Linked DNA regions of Homo sapiens: region 2 is linked to region 1. A link is an interaction called in ENCODE POLR2A ChIA-PET data of the cell type or tissue named here. Cell type or tissue: OCI-LY7. All regions are shown on one strand. Each heading gives the region's core, and the rest is flanking DNA. Links, peaks and the distances in the headings are about the cores only.

The links. Peaks named below come from ENCODE experiments on the same cell type or tissue, not always from the same donor. Only the 100,000 strongest peaks of a DNase experiment are listed, where the experiment ranks them.
Region 2: POLR2A ChIA-PET joins it to region 1 with 8 read pairs; 2 of 35 experiments call an interaction of 5 or more read pairs at or near these places.

Annotation. Positions count from the first base shown.
Region 1 is chr9:130,802,835-130,812,108 of GRCh38, forward strand. All of the region lies in intron 2 of LOC124902288 (a long non-coding RNA gene), which reads right to left. It also overlaps a transcript of ABL1 not described here. Among named protein-coding and RNA genes, the nearest start is that of ABL1, 28 kb to the right of the region's middle. In OCI-LY7, for the core only: no CTCF peak of the experiment used is centred there; no DNase peak of the experiment used is centred there; H3K4me3 peaks cover 801 bases; H3K27ac peaks cover 1,054 bases.
Region 2 is chr9:131,321,425-131,330,698 of GRCh38, forward strand. LOC105376299 (a long non-coding RNA gene) reads left to right here and starts at 3,446. Exons shown (of 4, transcript XR_001746959.3): 1 at 3,446-4,215. RefSeq lists a silencer at 474-1,010 and an enhancer at 8,703-9,274. In OCI-LY7, for the core only: no CTCF peak of the experiment used is centred there; no DNase peak of the experiment used is centred there.

The sequences.
Region 1 (9,274 bases), core at 406-8,405:
ACTTGTTTGGTTTTATCAGGTGGTTTTCTTGGCTGGGTTTGAACACAAATGTGTTTCTCTCTGAGATCTTTAGTCTGTAGCTGAGCTGCTTTGTGTCTGTCCCATGCATGAGTGGCTCAAGGGTCAGTCAGGGATGTGATTGTACGGGGATTGGAGATCTTCCCCTGCCTTTTTCCCTTCTAGGATTACTTCAGTCTATTTATTTATTTGTTTATTTATTTAGAGACAGAAGTCTTCCTCTGTCACCCAGGCTGGAGTGCAATGGCGCGATCTCAGCTCACTGCAACCCCTACCTCCCGGGTTCAAGCGATTCTCCTGCCTCAGCCTCCTGAGTAGCTGGGATTACAGGCCCGCACCACCACGCCCGGCTAATTTTTGTATTCTTAGTAGAGAAGGGGTTTTGCCATGTTGGCCAGGCTGGTCACGAACTCGTGAACTCATGCTCTACCCGCCTCAGCCTCCCCAAGTGCTGGGATTACAAGCGAGAGCCACTGCGCCCAGCCGGCTCTCTTTGTTATTCATAGTTTCCTGGCTTCTCTTTTCTGAGCCACCCAGCCAAAAATGCTTTGACTTTTTCTATGCATGTTTCTGTCATGTCTGTGCATGACATAAATCATAATATCCTAAGACACAAAATTGTTAAAGGCAATAATTTGGAAACATACAACAATAAATAAAATGGTTATAGAGATGTAACTTTAAAAAGTTGAACATTTTGTTAAAACGATTCCTGAATATGCTGGAAAATTCAGATAGTTAACAAAATATTTTGAGGATAAAAAGGAAAGGAATCTGTTATCTGGAGGTAGAATAACTTGGCCATTTTACAGAAAGGAAACAAATTCTGATTTCACTTTTTGTATATCATCCATTTGACAATTTTCAATAAAAGGTTTATTGAAAACGGAATACATAAGGCTGGTGTTTGGACCTTTTTCCTAATTAGAAATTGTCCATGTCTCCAAAGATTATTAACTCAGTTTATTATCAGCTAAAGAGATCTTAAAGTTGACTAAACACCTGGAAATTAAAACTTAGGCCAACACATCAAAGTCTTTATGACTTGAAGTGTTTTAAGAATTAATGAGGCAAAGCACACACCTGTGGTCCCAGCTACCCAGGAGACTGAGGCAGGAGAACTGTTTGAGCCCAGGAGTTTGAAGCTGCAGTGAGCTATGATCATGCCACTGTTCTTCAGCCCAAGAGACTGAGTGAGACCTCTTAAGAAAAAAAAAAAAATGACCGGACACAGTTGCTCACGCCTGTAATCTCAGCACTTTGGGAGGCTGAGGCGGGTGGATCACGAGATCAGGAGATCGAGACAATCCTGGCTAACACGGTGAAACCCTGTCTCTACTAAAAAAATACAAAAAAATTAGCAGGGCGTGGTGGTGGGCGCCTGTAGTACCAGCTACCTGGGAGCCTGAGGCAGAAAAACGGCGTGAACCCAGGAGGCGGATCTCGGCAGTGAGCTCACACCAGTGGCTCACACTTGTAATCCCAGCACTTTGGGAGGCCGAGGTGGGCAGATCACCTGAGGTCAGGAGTTCGAGACAAGCCTGACCAACATGGAGAAACCCCGTCTCTACTAAAAATACAAAATTAGTGGGCGTGTGGCGCATGCCTGTAATCCCAGCTACTTAGGAGGCTGAGGCAGGAGAATCGCTTGAACCCGGGAGGTGGAGGTTGCAGTGAGCCAGGATCGCGCCATTGCACTCCAGCCTGGGCAACAAGAGCCAAACTCCGTCTCGAAAAGAAAAAATTCATGAGACTAAATCATTTTAAAAAGATGTCTTTTATTACAATTTCTTTCAATTAAACAGTTTTATATTTTTGAAATTTTAAACAATTTGTGCAAACGAGATCCTACTGGACCTATAAAACTAATGTAGTTAATTTAGAAGGTTTAAATCACGAGAAGTTAAGCCCAAATCTTGGGTTGATTTAATTGTTGTGTTAACATTGTTTTTATATCATAATAAAATCAGAAGGATGCATAGACTTGTTTTTAAGCTAATATTAACTTCTATTTCTAGCCCAAAGAGTCATCTATCAAAAGCCAGCTCATATTAAGTAGGGGGACCAAGAGGGAGGTCTCTCAGTTAAACAAAGTTATTGACTTGTCTTTAGACAGGCAAGACAGAGTATCTCCTCATAAGGTTTTCTTTTAACCTTTTTGTTCTGAAGTTAATATGTCTTTTAAGTGAATAATCTTGTTTATAACAACATTTTCTTTTCTGTTTTGTTTGTTTGTTTGTTTGAGACAGAGTCTCGCACTGTCACCCAGGCTGGAGTGCAGTGGCACAGTCTTGGCTCACTGCAACCTCTGCCTCCTGGGTTCAAGTGATTCTCCTGCCTCAGCCTCCCGAGTAGCTGGGACTACAGGCACATGCCACCACTCCCATCTAATTTGTTTTGTGTTTTTAGTAGAGACGGGGTTTCACAATATTGGTCAGGCTGGTCTCGAACTCCTGACCTCGTGATTCACCCACCTCGGCCTCCCAAAGTGCTGGGATAACAGGCATGAGCCACTGCACCCAGCTATAACAACATTTTCAAAGTGGCACATTTTAATATGAATAAACCTTCTACAATCACAGGCCTAGAAAGTTTTTCTTTTTCTTACGGAATTTCTTGACTGTTTACTTGTACTAGATATTTCTTCGGTATATTCATAATGACAGAACAATTGTTTATGATTGATTGATCTCCAAAGTTTCCCAAGAAAAGAGAAAAAGTAGGAGGGGAAGGAAGAAAGAAGTGAGCAGAAGTTGGCTTCAGAGAGATAGGAAGGGCCAGTTCCCTTCTCTGTTTAAGGAGGGGAGAAGACTTAGATGCAGGGAAACTCATTTTGACATGCCAACTCAAACCACAGAAGCCAGAGTCAGTTCAGCTGGTTTCAGTAGTAACTCAGGACCTTGACAATTCTGTTAAGCCATGTCCTTTAAAAGCCAGCTCTTATTAAGTAGGGGGATGAAGGGGGAAGCCCTTCAGTTAAACAAAGTTACTGACCTGTCTTTTAGACAGGCAGGACAGAGGATCTCCTCATGAGGTTTTTTTAACCTTTTTGTTCTGAAGTTAATGTGTGTTTTAAATGAATAATCTTATTTATAACAACATTTTCAGCGTGGCAACTGCAGTTTCAGAATGGTGGAATTATACCAGTCAGAGAGAGATGCAAATGATTTAAAATAGGAAGAAAGCAGGTGTCTGGCCCAGAGGACCAGATTAAGAAGACCCCATGAGAGTTACAATAGTTAGTGAAAATGGTGCTTCTGCAAACCTCATGTCTACAGAAGCTGGTCAAAGACCAGATGCCACCAGGTAGAATCCCAGCAAACTCTTCAATGGTAGATATCTGTCACCATCCTTAGGAGGTAGGTCTGTGGAAGCTCACTATAATACCATTTGCTTAACAGATATACAAACATGGATCAGATATAATTTCAACCCACAAGGAGCTCACAGTCTGGCTCTTCTTTTGAGGCAAAAAGACTAAAGCTGTTGCCTTTATGGTAAGATAAATCTGCCTTGGAGTCAATCCAAGGTGATTTAATTACTGTAGGTAGTTGTACCAATAAGGCTTGTATCCCAGAGAACTCCATATTGCATTTAAGCTTGTTAGTAAGCCAGGCCAGCTCTATTTCCTGTGAGGACTTTAAAAAAAATTGCATTCACACATTTAAAAATTAGCATAAGCAGGGTGCAGTGATGCACGCCTGTAGTCCCAGCTACTTGGTAGGCAGAGGTGGGAGGATCACTTGAGCCCCAGAAGTTCAAGACCAGCCTGGACAACAAAGTGAAGTGAAGACTGTCTCAAAAAAATTAATTATGACATAAAATGTTATATGTCTTAATTTACACAAATATAAGTATATACTTTTAAATCCCATTCTTACACACAAAAGCTAGCATACTGTGTAAAGTATTCTGGACCTACACACCTTTATTTTTTTAACATAACAATATGTCTTGGATACATTTTCCTATTTGTCTATAGAAAGTTTCATCATTATTTTAAAAAATTTGTTTTTGGCTGGGCACAGTGGCTCATGCCTGTAATTCCAGCACTTTGGGAGGCCGCGGCAGGCGAATCAGGAGGTCAGGAGTCCGAGACTAGCCTGGCCAACATGGTGAAACCCCATCTCTACTAAAAATACAAAAACTTAGCTGGGCGTAGTGGCGGGCGCCTGTAATCCCAGCTACCCGAGAGGCTGAGGCAGGAGAATCGCTTGAACCCGGGAGGCAGAGGTTGCAGTGAGCCGAGATCCTGCCACAGCACTCCAGCTGGGGCGACAGAGTGAGACTCCATCTTAAAAAAAAAAGTTTGCTTTTATATTTCATACCTGCATGGTATTCTATTGTGTGAGTAGGCCATCATCCAGTGGTCTTCAAACTTTCCTGTGTACTCCGTAACAGAATTTGTTGTTTTGACATGCAGTCTCACTCTGTTGACCAGGCTAGAGTGCAGTGCCACAATCTCAGCTCACTGCAGCCTCCACCTCCTGGGTTCAAGAGATTCTCATGCCTCAGCCTCTTGAGTAGCTGGCGCATGCCACCATGCTTGACTAATTTTTGTATTTTTAGTAGAGACGGGATTTCACCGTGTTGGCCAGGCTGGTCTTGAACTCCTGACTTCAAGTGATCTGCCCGCCGTGGCCTCCCAAAGTGCTGGGATTACAGGCTTAAGCTACCACGCCTGGTCTTCTAATAGAATTTTTAAAAACTGTATTTACCCCCTTGCACATTTAAATTGACATCTAAGATTTTTATTATAAGTTTAAATAGTTGTAAAGGATGTATTTTCCATTATATTTTATACATTCCTTAATTTTATATATATATATATATATATATATAGTTTTTTTTTTTTTTTTTTTTGAGATGGAGTCTCACTCTGTCACCCAGGCTGGAGTGCAATGGTGCGATCTCGGCTCACCGCAGTCACTGCCTCTAGGGTTCAAGAGATTCTCCTGCCTCAGCCTCCCGAGTAGCTGGGATCACAGGCACCCGCCACCATGCCCGGCTAATTTTTGTATTTTTAGTTGAGATGGGGTTTCACCATGTTGGTCAGGCTGGTCTCGAACTCCTGACCTCAGGTGATCCCCCCCACCTCAGCTTTTCAAAGTGTTGGGATTACAGGCGTGAGCCACTGTGCCTGCCCTCCCTTAATTATAATTTAAAAAATTTTTGCAGATGTAGATTTATATAAATTGGCAAGCCAGTTCTCTTTATCAAATTAACTGATCAAAAAAAAAAAAACAGATTAACTGGTCAAACATAGATTTACTTTCTGTCAGTAAAATTTTGACTTCATTTTTTTAAATCAAATAAGCATGTTAACCCGGTATTGCTGTGACAACCTTTATCCTAATTTCTTTTCTTCTTCTTCTTCTTCTTCTTCTTCTTCTTCTTTTTTTTTTTTTTGAAATGGAGTCGTGCTCTGTCACCCAGGCTGGAGTGCAGTGGCACAATCTCGGCTCACTGCAACCTCCACCTCCCAGGTTCAAGCAATTCTTCTGCCTCAGCCTCCCGAGTAACTGGGACTACAGGCATGCACCACCACGCCTGGCTAATTTTTGTATTTTTAGTAGAGATGGGGTTTCACCGTGTTGGCCAGGCTGGTCTCGAACTCCTGACCTCAGGTGATTCGCCCACCTTGGCCTCCCAAAGTGCTGGGATTACAGGCATGAGCCATCGCACCCAGCTTTTTTATCCCAATTTCAAGATGGGTGGGCAGGTAGGTAGGTAGGCAGGTGGGTAGATAGATAGGGCCTTCAGACTTGCCTCGCATTCATCTTTTACATAAAATAAGACAGTTTCACCTTGAACACTTCTGTGGTGAGACTGTTTAGTCTTGTAGCTCTAAACTCCAGCCATACTCTGATGACTCCCACATTTATAAATCCCAGATTTGTATACTCAACTACTTATCTAACAGGTCAAAACTGAACTCTTAAAATTCTTACATTTGTGTCCACACATGATTGGCTAAGCTAATGGGGCTCAGATTTACCCTGTCACCTGAAACAACTGTAAAACTGGAGAAAATATGTCAAACTCTGAAGTTATTAGGTCTAAGGTGATTAAGAACAGCGAATCCTGAGACCTGAGAAATAGAGCCCTATGATTGCTCTGATTTAATGCTCGGAGAAAGTTTCCAGACCGCGGTGCGGGGAGAAGGAACATCAGCAGGCCCCAGCAGTCTCTCCTCATTGAAGAGGTAAAATGAAAATCCAGGGCAGCTGGGGCAGCTAGAGTTCACAGGCAGAGAAACAAAGAGGCAAGAGATGCACAGAGAAGAGAACACTGGCCTGCAGATGCCCAGGGAGCCCACTCGAGTATTCGGTTGAGTACTGATCAGTGCACCCATGTGAGGAAACCCCTTAGTTCAGGGAAGGAGCCACTCAAAAGGATTAGAGAGAACCATTTACGGAGTTCACACAGGGCCAGAAATAGTTCCTGTTCCCAGTAGCAGAGTAGAACATTTCATGATTCAGGGGTATTGATTGGAGTACTAAGAAGAGTTGTATTAGTGAAGGTTCTTGAGAGAGAGAGAGAGAGAGAGAGAGAGAGAGAGAGAGTGTGTGTGTGTGTGTGTGTGTGTGTGCACGTGTGAAGAAATTTATTGTAAGGAATTGCCACGTGATTATGGAGGCTGATAAGTCCCAAAAATCTGCAGGGCGAGTCAGCAAGATGGAGACTTAGGAGAGCCAATGATGTGGCTATAGTCCAAAGGCTGACAGGCTCAAGACCCAGGCAGAGCCAATGTTTCAGTTCAAGTCCAAAGGCAGGAAAAAAGTTGATGTCCCAGTTCGAAGGCAGTTAGGCTGGAAGAATTCTCTTTTACTCAGGAAAGGGTCAGATTTTTTGTTCAATTCAGGCCTTTAACAGATTGAATGGGGCTCACCCACATTAGGGAGGCCAAGCTGCTTTACGCATTTTGCCAGACTAACGTTTGACCAAAGATCTGAGCACGTATGGCCCAGTCAAGTTGACACATAATGTTAATCATCACAAAAGTCTTGCCTCAATAGTTGGGAAAAATTAATCCTAGAATAAATGCTATTCTGGTCTTGCTTAGCAAAGGTTAAGAGCAAGACCAAAAAGATCAAACCTTTTCCAAACAAAAGCTGAAGAATATTTTTAGGGATACAAAACCATCTAGGACCGAGTGTGGTAAAATGCACAATGTTTACCAGCCATTCCAGAATTACTAGGTATGAGCAGAAGTAGTAACATACAACCAATAACTGACCAGAAATGAGACAGATTATATAAGTAGTACATTACAGACATTAGTCATTATAATTGTATTCCATGTGTTCAGTAAGCTAAAGAAAAGATTTAATATGTTAAGTAAAGACATGAAAGATGATGGCTGGGCATGGTGGCTCACGCCTGTAATGCCAGCACTTTGGGAGGCCAAGGTAGGTGGATCACCTGAGGTCAGGAGTTCAAGACCAGCCTAGCCAACATGGTGAAACCCCACCTCTACTAAAAATACAAAAATTAGCTGGGTGTGGTAGCGTGCACCTATAATCCCAACTATACGGGAGGCTGAGGCAGGAGAATCACTTGAACCTGGGAGGCAGAGGTTGCAGTAAGCCAAGATCGTACCACTGCACTCCAACCTGGGCGAGAGAGCAAGATTCCGTCTCCACAAAAAAGAAAGATACAGAGATGAAAAATACACTGAAGACTGTCAGAATAAACATTGCACAAGTAAAGATTTGTGATTTTGAAGACTTAACCATAGAAACTATCCAAAATGAAGCAGAAAAAAAAAAGAAACCCTGAAAAAAATACATGAACACAACATCAGTAAAGTGAGGGACAACATCAGGTAGCCAAATGTGTGTGGAATTGGAGTCCCTGAAGGAAGGGAGGGTATGAGGGACCAAAAAATATATATAGAGAGAGAAAAAAAAATGGCTGAAAAATTTCCAAGTGTAATGAAAGCAGTAAACACACAGATCCAAGAATTTCAAGGAACTCCAAGCACAGGAAACATGAAGAAAAACTATATACTAAGGCACATCTTAAGCAAATTGCTTAAAACCATGGTTTAAAATGGCCAAAGAAAAAGATACATTATATACTTAAGATCAGGGTGACACCAGATTTCTCATTGGAAACAATGTAAGCCAGGTTAACAGTGGAACAATACATTTAAAGCAAAGAAAGAAAACAGTTGTCTACCTAGAATTCTTTTCTCAGTGAAAATACCTTTCAAAAATGAAGGCAAAATAAGGTCTCTTTCAGACTTTAAAAAAAAAAAGGAAGAATTTATTACCAGTAGATATGCAGTACAAGAAATATCAAAGGATGTAATTAAAGCAGAAAGAGAATGATAACTGGTAGAAAACTGGAGCCACCAGGAGTCCCAGGCTGCAGTGAGCTATGATCGCACCACTGCATTCCAGCCTGGGTGACAGAGTGAGACCCTCTGTCTAAATAAACAAACAAATAAAAGAAAACTGGAGCTATAAAAATAAATGAAGACAATGCAAAGGGTAACTAAGTGGATAAATACATAAGATATTTTTTCTTTTTGTTTCAGTCTCATTAAAAGATATGTCTTAGAGGTAATTACACATTGTAGCATTTGTAACTTACATAGAAGTAAAGTTTATGACAATAGCAGCACAAAGACTGGGAGTGGGAGAACAAATATACTCTTGTAAGCTTTTTACACTACATGTGAAGTTGTATAATGTCAATTGAAGGTAGACTGTGATAAGTTAAAGATGCATATGATAAAATCTATAGTAGCAGAGTTATAGCTAATGAGCCAACAACAATAAAAAGTTGGGATATAATCCCAACACTTTGGGAGGCCGAGGTGGGTGGATCATGAGGTCAGGAGTTCGAGACCAGCCTGACCAACAGGGTGAAACTTTGTCTCTACTAAAAATACAAAAATTAGCCGGGCATGGTGGTGGCACCTGCCCGTAATCTCAGCTACTCGGGAGGCTGAGGCAGGAGAATCACTTGAACCCAGGAGGCAGAGGTTGCAGTGAGCGGAGATAGTGCTACTGCACTGTAGTCTGAGCGACAGAGTGAGACTCCGTCTCAAAAAAAAAAAAAAAAAAAAAAAAAAGTTGGGATAAATATCTTTAAATAATCCAAAAGATGGCAGAAAAAAAAACTAAACAGGAAAAGCAAACAGAGCAGATGGGACAAATATGAAACAAAGAGCAAGATGGTAGGTTAAAATTCATATCAATAATTAATTCACCATTAAGGGCCAGGCAGAGTGGCTCATGCCTGT
Region 2 (9,274 bases), core at 704-8,703, 520 kb after region 1:
CTCAAAAAAAAAAAAAAAACAAAAACTAAACACCAGCCGGGTGCGGTGGCTCACACCTGTAATTCCAGCACTTTGGGAGGTCGAGGCAGATAGCTTAAGCCTAAGAGTTCAAGACTAGCCTGGCCAACATGGCGAAACCCTGTCTCTACTAAAAATAGAAAAATTATCTGTGTGTTGTGGTGTAAGCCTATAATCCTAGCTATTCAGGAGGCTGAGGTGGGAGGATAGCTTGAACCTGGGAGGTGGAGGTTGCAGTGAGCCAAGATCATGCCACCCACTGCATTCCAGCCTAGGTGACAAAGTGAGACCCTGTCTCAAAAAACAAAACACCTATATCTCGACTTGTCACAGCCTCACAGTGGTCCCTGGTATGGAAGTCATTGCTTTTTTTTTTTACATTGCTCCTGGTTTTGTTTTGTTTAAATTGAGGTAAAATTCACATAAAAATATTAGGTTGGTGCAGCCGGGCACAGTGGCTCACGCCTGTAATCCCAGCACTTTGGGAGGCCAAGGCCGGTGGATCACCTGAGGCCAGGAGTTCGAGACCAGCTTGGCCAACATGGTGAAACCCCGTCTCTACTACAAATACAAAAAAATTAGCTGGGTGTAGTGGCAGGTGCCTGTAATCCCAGCTACTTGGAAGGCTGAGTCAGGAGAATCTCTTGAGCACGGGAGGCAGAGGTTGCAGTGAGCCAAGATGGCACCACTGCACTCCAGCCTGGGCAACAAGAGCGAAACTCCATCTCAAGAAAAAAAAAATAGGTTAGGTTGGTGCAAAAGTAATTGCAGGTTTTGCCATTACTTTCAGTGGCTAAAACTGCAAATACTTTTGCACTAACATGATACAATAAACTATTTTTTTAATTTTATTTATTTATTTGAGACAGTCTCACTCTATTGCCCAGGCCAGAGTGCAATGGCACAATCTCGGCTCACTGCAACCTCTGCCTCCCAAGTTCAAGCGATTCTCCTTCCTCAGCCTCCCGAGTAGCTGGGATTACAGGTGTGCAACACCATGACCGGCTAATTTTGTATTTTCAGTAGAGACGAGGCTTCACCATGTTGGTCAGGCTGGTCAACTCCTGACCTCAGGTGACCTGCCTGCCTTGGCCTCCCAAAGTGCAGGGATTACAGGCGTGAGCCACTGCGCCCAGCCCAATGAACTATTTGAGAGTGTATGATTCAGTGGTATTAGTACATTTACAGTGCTGTGCAACTACCACCTCTACTTCGTTCCAAAATATTTTCATCGCCTCAAAAGGAAACCCCATCCCGCCTCCCCCAGGCCCTAATCTGCTTTCTGTCTCTATGGATTTGCCTCTTCTAGATACTTCATGTAAATGGAATCAGACAATATGTGACCTTTTGTGTCTGGCTTCTTTCCCTTCGTGTAATGTTTTCAAGATTCATCCATGGGAGTGCACGGATCAATCAGTGCTTCATTCCTTTTTATAGCTCAATAATATTCCACTGTATTGATAATGCTATTACCCAGTCATCGGTTGATGGGCATTAAGTGTGGTTTGCACCTTTTGGCTATTGTGAACACAGTTGTTGTGGTCATTGAGGTACAAGCATTGTTGAGTGCCTGTTTTGGGTTCTCTTGGTGTATACCTGGGAGCGGAATCGCTGGTTCCTGTGGTAACTCTATGTGTCACATTTTGAGGGACCTTGAACTGTTTTCCATAGCAGCTGCACCATTTTCCATTCCCATCAACAAAGTACAACAGCTCCAGTTTCTCCACATCGTTGCCAACACTCCTTATTAACTTTTTTTCTTTTTTTTTTGACATAGAGTTTTGCTCTTGACACCCAGGCTGAAGTGCAGTGGCATGATCTCGGCTCACTGCAACATCCACCTCCCAGGTTCAAGCGATTCTCCTGCCTCAGCCTCCCGAGTAGCTGGGATTACAGGCACCTGCCACCACGCCTGGCTAATTTTTGTATTTTTAGTAGAGACGGGGTTTCACTATGTTGTCCAGGCTGGTCTCGAACTCCTGACCTCCAGTGATCCGCCTGCCTCAGCCTCACAAAGTGCTGGGATTACAGGCGTGAGCTACCGCACCCAGCCAGAGACAGGGCCTTTAAGGAGTTTATGACGTTAAAACGAGGCTGTCAGGGTGGGCCCTGATCCAATCTGACTGGTGTCCTTCTAAGTAGAGGAAACTTGGTCACACAAAGAGACACCAGGGATGCACAAGCACAGGGGAAATGGCTTGTGAGGACACGGCGAGAAGGCAGCCATCTGCAAGCCACGGAGAGAGGCCTCAGGTGAAACCAAACCTGCTGAACTTTGATCTTGGACTTCCAACCTCCAGAGCTGTGAGAAAATAAAATTTCTGTTGTGTGAGCCACACAGTCTATGGGATTGTATTATGACAGCCCTGGGAAACGAAACACTCCTCTCAGCTTGTTCACCATCTGATGTGTTCCCTGCGCATGCCCAGCCCCACAGTCCGCCCTTCCTTTGTCAGGGATCTGAGGTGTGCAGAGCCCCACACCTGTGCCGGTCAGCAGCTGCCATGTAGATAGTGGGACCCTGATGCTGCACAGAAGGTCCCTGGAAGCAGGTGGCCCCTCTCAGGATGCGTAGAATACAGCAAAGGCTTTAATTATTTTTTTTAAATACAGAAGCTCAGGTCCCACCTGAAGAGGTTTGGGTGTAATTGGTGTGGGGCGTGGGCTCCTCACGGGGATTGTTTTCCAAGCTTCCCAGGTGATTTCAGTACAGCCAAAGTTAAGAATCGATCCTGGAGCCGGGCACGGTGCCTCATGCCTGTAATCCCCGCACTTTGGGAGGCTGAGGAGGGTGGATCACGAGGTCAGGAGATCGAGATCATCCTGGCTAACACGGTGAAACCCCGTCTCTACTAAAAGTACAAAAAAATTAGCCGGGCGTGGTGGCGGGTGCCTGTAGTCCCAGCTACTCGGGAGGCTGAGGCAGGAGAATGGCATGAACCCGGGAGGCGAAGCTTGCAGTGAGCCGTGATCCTACCACTGTACTCCAGCCTGGGCAACAGAGCGAGACTCCGTCTCAAAAAAAAAAAAAAAAAGAATCAATCCTGGGCCAGGTAAGCCAGCTCACACCTATGATCCCAGCACTTTAGGGGGCCAAAGCCGGAGGGTCCCTTGAGTCCAGGAGTTCAAGACCAGCCTGGGAAATATAATTAGACTCATAGCAAGATCATGCAGCTGCAGTCAGCCATGATGGTGCCACTGCACCCCAGCATGAGCAACATGGCAAGACCCCATTTCTACTAAAAATCAAAACATAGCCCAGCATGGCGGCATGCACCTACAGTCCCAGCTACTCAGGAGGCTGAGGTAGGAGGATTGCTTGAACCCAGGAAGTTGAGGCTGCAGTGAGCCATGAATGCACCACTGCACTCCAGCCTGGGTGACAGAGCAAGACTCTGTCTCAAAAAAACAAAAAACAAGAATCAACCTAACCTCCAGGCCCCTCAGGTGGAAAGGCCAAGGGAATCCATCCAGGTATAGCCCAAGGCTCTGAGTCCGGGAAAGGATGGGGTAGTTTGTAGGGCAAAGGTCCTTCTGCCTCTGACCTGGTTCCTGGATAGCTTTGCCAAGAGGGGCCAGGTCAGGTCTCTCACGGGAGGGATCAGCAGCCCCTCACTCTTCAATGATCACATTCAAAATCTACGTGGGGGGTTGTGTTGAGATCTCAAAGGGGAGAAGGAGGAAGCCTCCATGCACTCCAGGGGGAACGGAGACCCTCAACCTTGTTCCATCTCCCCTTCCTTCCTGCCCCAAACCCAAGCAGCTGCAACATTCCACTCCACGCCCAGCAGGCACGGGGTCCGGCTAGGATTCTGTTTCTTGGGAGAGACGGGCCACGGGACTGCGTCCTGGTTTTCAGGGGCCTGGGGCGCCTGACTCTACCACCCGCGCTGTGGAGGCCGAGGCAAGGCTCGCCTGCAGATATGGGCTTGTGTTTGTTCTGTTCCTGGAAGACATGCGCTGCCACCGAGTCACTGGGCTTTTGACTCAGCTGTGTTTCCTCCTGCAGATGAACCCAAACCCAGGCTTTGGAGTCAGCAGAGCCAGCTGGGGCATCAGCCTCCCACTGGCGTCTGTGTGACTTTGGGCAATTCTCTTGACCTCTCTGAGCTTCGGTTTTCGGTCTCTCTGAAATGGGAGGAACCAACTAGACCAGCGTCTCAATCCCTGGACTCAAGCCTTGGACATCTCAAGTGGGTGAGTCCTTTCCCTTTTTGGCTGCAGAGTTGGAGCTGGGCTTCGGTTACTTGTAACCAGCACAGCTGAGTGCAGGTGGGTTGCTCTCTGCAAATGGCTGTGGAAATGAAGTGTATGAGCTTTAACCAGGGTGGGACTCAGAGGGCTCATGGGGTAACGGGCTGTTCCCCACTCCACACCCAGGAAAGGGGAAAGCCCAGTGGCCCCTTGCATTCTGGCTTCAAGTCCCTGCACAAAGCACAGTAAGAATAGCTCCCACTGATGGGAGCCCACTAGGCCATTGTTGACACTTCCCCGAACTCTCCAAGTGGGCTGTTATCATCTCGGCTCGCTAAGCAGAGTCAGGAGGTGGCTGAGCTGCAATTCTTGCTAAGAGACCACAGAGGTCCAGAAGTGGATTAATCATAATCTTTGGGTCATCACAACTCTCATTAATGAGCCATGCTGCTTTAGGTGTTTGCTTTTAAGATGGTTTTTTTGGCTCACGCCTGTAATCCCAGCACTTTGGGAGGCCGAGGTGGGTGGATCATGAGGTCAGGAGATCAAGACCAAGGTGAAACCCCGTCTCTACTAAAAATACAAAAAATTAGCTGGGTGTGGTGGCGGGCGCCTGTAGTCCCAGCTACTCGGGAGGCTGAGGCAGGAGAATGGCGTGAACCCGGGAGGCGGAGCTTGCAGTGAGCCGAGATTGCGCCACTGCACTCCAGCCTGGGCAACAGAGTGAGACTCCGTCTCAAAAAAAAAAAAAAAAAAGATGGTTTTTTGTGCTTTTTTTTTTTAAGAGATGAGGTCTCCCCCTGTCACCCCTGCTGGAGTGCAGTGACACGATCCTAGTTCACTGCAATCTCAAACTCCTGGGCTCAAGCAATCCCCTGACCTCAGCCTCCCGAGAAGCTACATTGAGTCTCTAGATCAGTTTATGAAGAACTGACATCTCTGTAATATCAGGCTTTCCTGTCCTTAAGAATGGGTTATCTCGGCCGGGCGTGGTGGCTCATGCCTGTAATCCCAGCACTTTGGGAGGCCGAGGTGGGTGGATCACGAGGTCAGGAGTTCAAGACCAGCCTGGTCAAGATGGTGAAACCTCGTCTCTACTAAAAATACAAAAAAATTAGCCAGCCGTGGTGGCAGGCGTCTGTAATCCCAGCTACTCAGGAGGCTGAGGCAGAGAATTGCTTGAACCCAGGAGGTGGAGGTATAATTGCCTGCCTAATTCTTGCCTACGTTTCATTATACTTATTCTTAGGTACTTATTATAATTTTCATACTCTTGTGAACATTATCCTTTTTTTTTCAAGGATATTTTCCAATTGTTTCTTCCTGGTATACAGAAATGAAATTAGTTTTTGTATATTTTTCTTATATCTAGGTATCTTGCCAAACTCTCCCTCTGGGGTTCCATATAGCTGGTAGTATCTGAAAATAATGTGTTTTATTTTCTCTTTCCCAATCCTTATGTTTCGAATTTATTTTTTCTAGTCTTAATGTTAGAGTGGAAGCTCCAATACTCTGTTGAACAGAAGTGATAATAGCAAACAGAACATTCTTGTTTCCAGTCTCAGAAGGAATGCTGCTAATGTTTATCCTCCCATTTCCGACTTGCCAAGAGGCTTAATCACAAATTTATGTGAACTTCTAAAAATACTTCCTCAGCATCTATTAAAATGATCCTGTAGTTTTTCCTCCTTTCATCAGTTAATACGATAAGTAACACTGATAGACTTTTCTTTTTTTTTTTTTTTGAGACGGAGTCTTGCTCTGTCACCCAGGCTGGAGTGCAGTTGCACCATCACAGCCCACTGCAGCCTCAAACTCCTTGACTCAAATGTTCCTCCCACTTCAGCCTCCCAGGTAGCTAGGGTTACACGAGCATGCCACCATTCCAGGCTAATTTTTTTTTTTTCATTTTTTTAGAGACAGGAGTTTCACTGTGTTGCCCAGGCTGGTCTCAAACTCCTGGCCTCAAGCAGACCTCCCACCTCAGCATCCCAAAGTGCTGGGATTACTTGGTGTGAACCACCATGCCTGGCCCCACCCTTTCTATTATTGATAATGCTTTTAAAGTATAAGACAACTTTGCCTCATATCAAAATATATCTTTATATCTTTTTATATATATATATAATAGATAGATAGATAGATAGATAGATAGATAGATAGATAGGCTAGGCGTGGTAACTCACGCCTGTAATCCCAGCATTTTGGGAGGTTAAACGGGCAGATCACTTAAACTCAGGAGTTGGAGAGCAGCCTGGGCAACATGGTGAAACTATGTCTCTGAAAATTATTTTTAACCTTTTTGGATCCTTAAATTTTTGGTGAGCTCTCTTTTTGTGTGTGTGCAGATCTCTTTTAAGCTTCATCAATCTGGAATTTTTTTTTCCTACCCAGTCTCTGAATCTCTTACTTATTGATTTACAGACAGGGTCTCAGTCTGCCACCCAGGCTGGAGTGCGATGGTGCAATCACAGCTCACTGCAGCCTCCACCTCCCACTTCAGTCCCCTCTGTGCCTGGGACGACAGGCATGCACCACCATGCCTGGCTAATTTTTGGGTTTTTTGTTTGTTTTGTTTTGTTTGAGACAGGGTCTAGTTCTGCCACTCAGGCTGGAGTGCAGTGGCGTGACACAGCTCACTACAACTTCTGCCTCCTGGGCTCAAGCAATCCTCCCATCTTGCCTCCCGCGTAGCTGGGACTACAGGCATGCGCCACCACACCCAGCTAACTTTTGCAATTTTTGTAGAGACAGCGTTTTGCCATGTTGCCCAGGCTGGTCTCGAACTTGTGAGCTCAAGCAATTCACCCGCCTCAGCCTCCCAAAGTGCTGGGATTACAGGCATGAGCCCCCATGCCCAACCAGTTTTTTGGTTTTTGTTTTGAGACAAGGTCTAGTTCTGTCACTTAGGCTGGAGTGCAGTGGCATGACACAGCTCACTGCAATTTCTGCCTCCTGGGCTCAAGCAATCCTCCCGTCTTGCCTCCCACGTAGCTGGGACTACAGGCATGCACCACCACACCCAGCTAATTTTTGCAATTTTTGTAGAGACGGCATTTTGCCATGTTGCCCAGGCTGGTCTCAAACTCGTCAGCTCAAGCAGTTCACCTGCCTCAGCCTCCCAAAGTGCTGGGATTACAGGCGTGAGCCACAGTACCCAGCCAGTTTTTTGGTTTTTGTTTTGAGACAGGGTCTCGCTCTGTCACCCAGGCTGGAGTGCAGTGGCACAATCTCAGCTCACTGCAGCCTCGACTTCTGGGGCTCAGGTGATTCTCCCACCTCAGCCTCTTGAGTAGCTGGGATCACAGACGCACGCCACCATGCCCACCACGCCTGTGGCGGTGTTGCTGTGGGAACCTGGCCTCTGACCTCCCAGCCCACTGATACCTGCCAGGCCAGACCAGTTTCCTCCTCTCAGGACCTTTGGTTGGCCACTGCCCTGGGCCCAGATCCCACCTCTGTGCCCAGCACCTGACCACCCACGCTTTCTTCTTCAGCCACTGTGGAGCGGCTCACATTTCTTGATTTATCTCCTGTTTGAATTGGGGAGGGGGCCGTTTCCATGAACTCTCCTTTCCGTAAGACCAACAATGCTTCAAAAAATATGCTCATCCCGGGTCAGGTGGAGGGAGCAGGTGTGTCCCTCAGGGCTCCCACAGTCATGACTCAAAAGCTGAGGCCCCTGAAGCACTGAAATCTGAGCCACTCATGTGCAACTCAAAGCCGGTGCCCCTCCGCTGTTTCCCAGGCTTCTCACTGTTGGGTGACTCTGCTGTGACACCTTAGGGGCTGGTGATGTGTCGGGAGCTGTTTCCCCCCAAGCTGAGGGGCGTGGCTGGCTTTGTTTCTAGAGTCCTCCCGGTCCCCCTCAAAAGCCTCCCTGCACCAGCCTTGCTCCCAGACCCTCAGAAGTATGTGGTGCTGTGGCCTCTGCGTGCCTCGCTGGGCTGAGCCGGCACCACCTTCCCCGTCTGCTGCTTCTGGTTTACCAACGGCTGGAAAGACAAGGCTCCAGGCTCGAGGGTTTGTGCAAAGGGAAGTGGAGTCTACACAGGGTCTGGCAAGCTCCTCTGTGATCAGGGGGACCTTGGAGGGCATGGCACAGGCTGCTCTTTGCATCTTGCCTTGGCCATGAGTGGTTCATGAATCCATTTGAAGGCATGAAAATGTGGCACCAAGAATGCACATGTTGAGGTCAAACAGCCTGGGATCCAACCCTGTTCTTCTGCTTAGGCTGGTGTGACCCTAGACAAGTGATTTCATTCATCTAAGCCTCGGTTTCTTCATCTGTACCATGGGAATAACAACTGTATCTTGTTCTCAGAGTGCTGATGAGGATTGAGTGTGCTTATCCATGTAAAGAGACTGGCTATGCCTGCTGTTTATTCATTTACTTATTTATTGAGATAGGGTCTCACTGTGTCACCCAGGCTGGAGTGCAATGATGCAATCTCGGCTCACTGCAACCTCCATCTCCTGAGCTCAAGTGATCCTCCAACCTCAGCCTCCAGAGTAGCTGGGACCACAGACATGCGCCACCGTGCCTGGCTAATTTTTTGTATTTTTGGTAGAGATGGGGTTTTCAGGGAAGGTCTCGAACTCCTGAGCTCAAGCAATCCGCCCACCTCGGCCTCCCAAAGTGCTGGGATTACAGGCATGAGGCACCATGCCTGGCCACCTGCTGTTTAATTAGTGCTAAGTGTGTGTATGTGTGAGTGTGACTGTGTGTGTGTGTGCGTGTGCGTGTATGTGGCCCACAGAGAGAGTTTCAGCAGTACCCACCAGGGCCAGCTCTATACTAAGCCCTTGACACACACTGCCACATGAAGAAAGAGCTTCCAATATCTATCATTAAGGATGAGAAAATTGAGACTCAGCAAAGCTTACTGACTTTTCCAACATCCAACCCAGCCACCTGATTTGTGTCTCCAAATCCTCAACCACCCACTATCAAGCCTGACTCATCAAGTATTGCACGAGGGAAATGGATTTTCTACAAAATAAGAAAACCCAGGCTGAGTAGTGGCTCACACCTGTAATCTCAGCACTTTGGGAGGCCGAG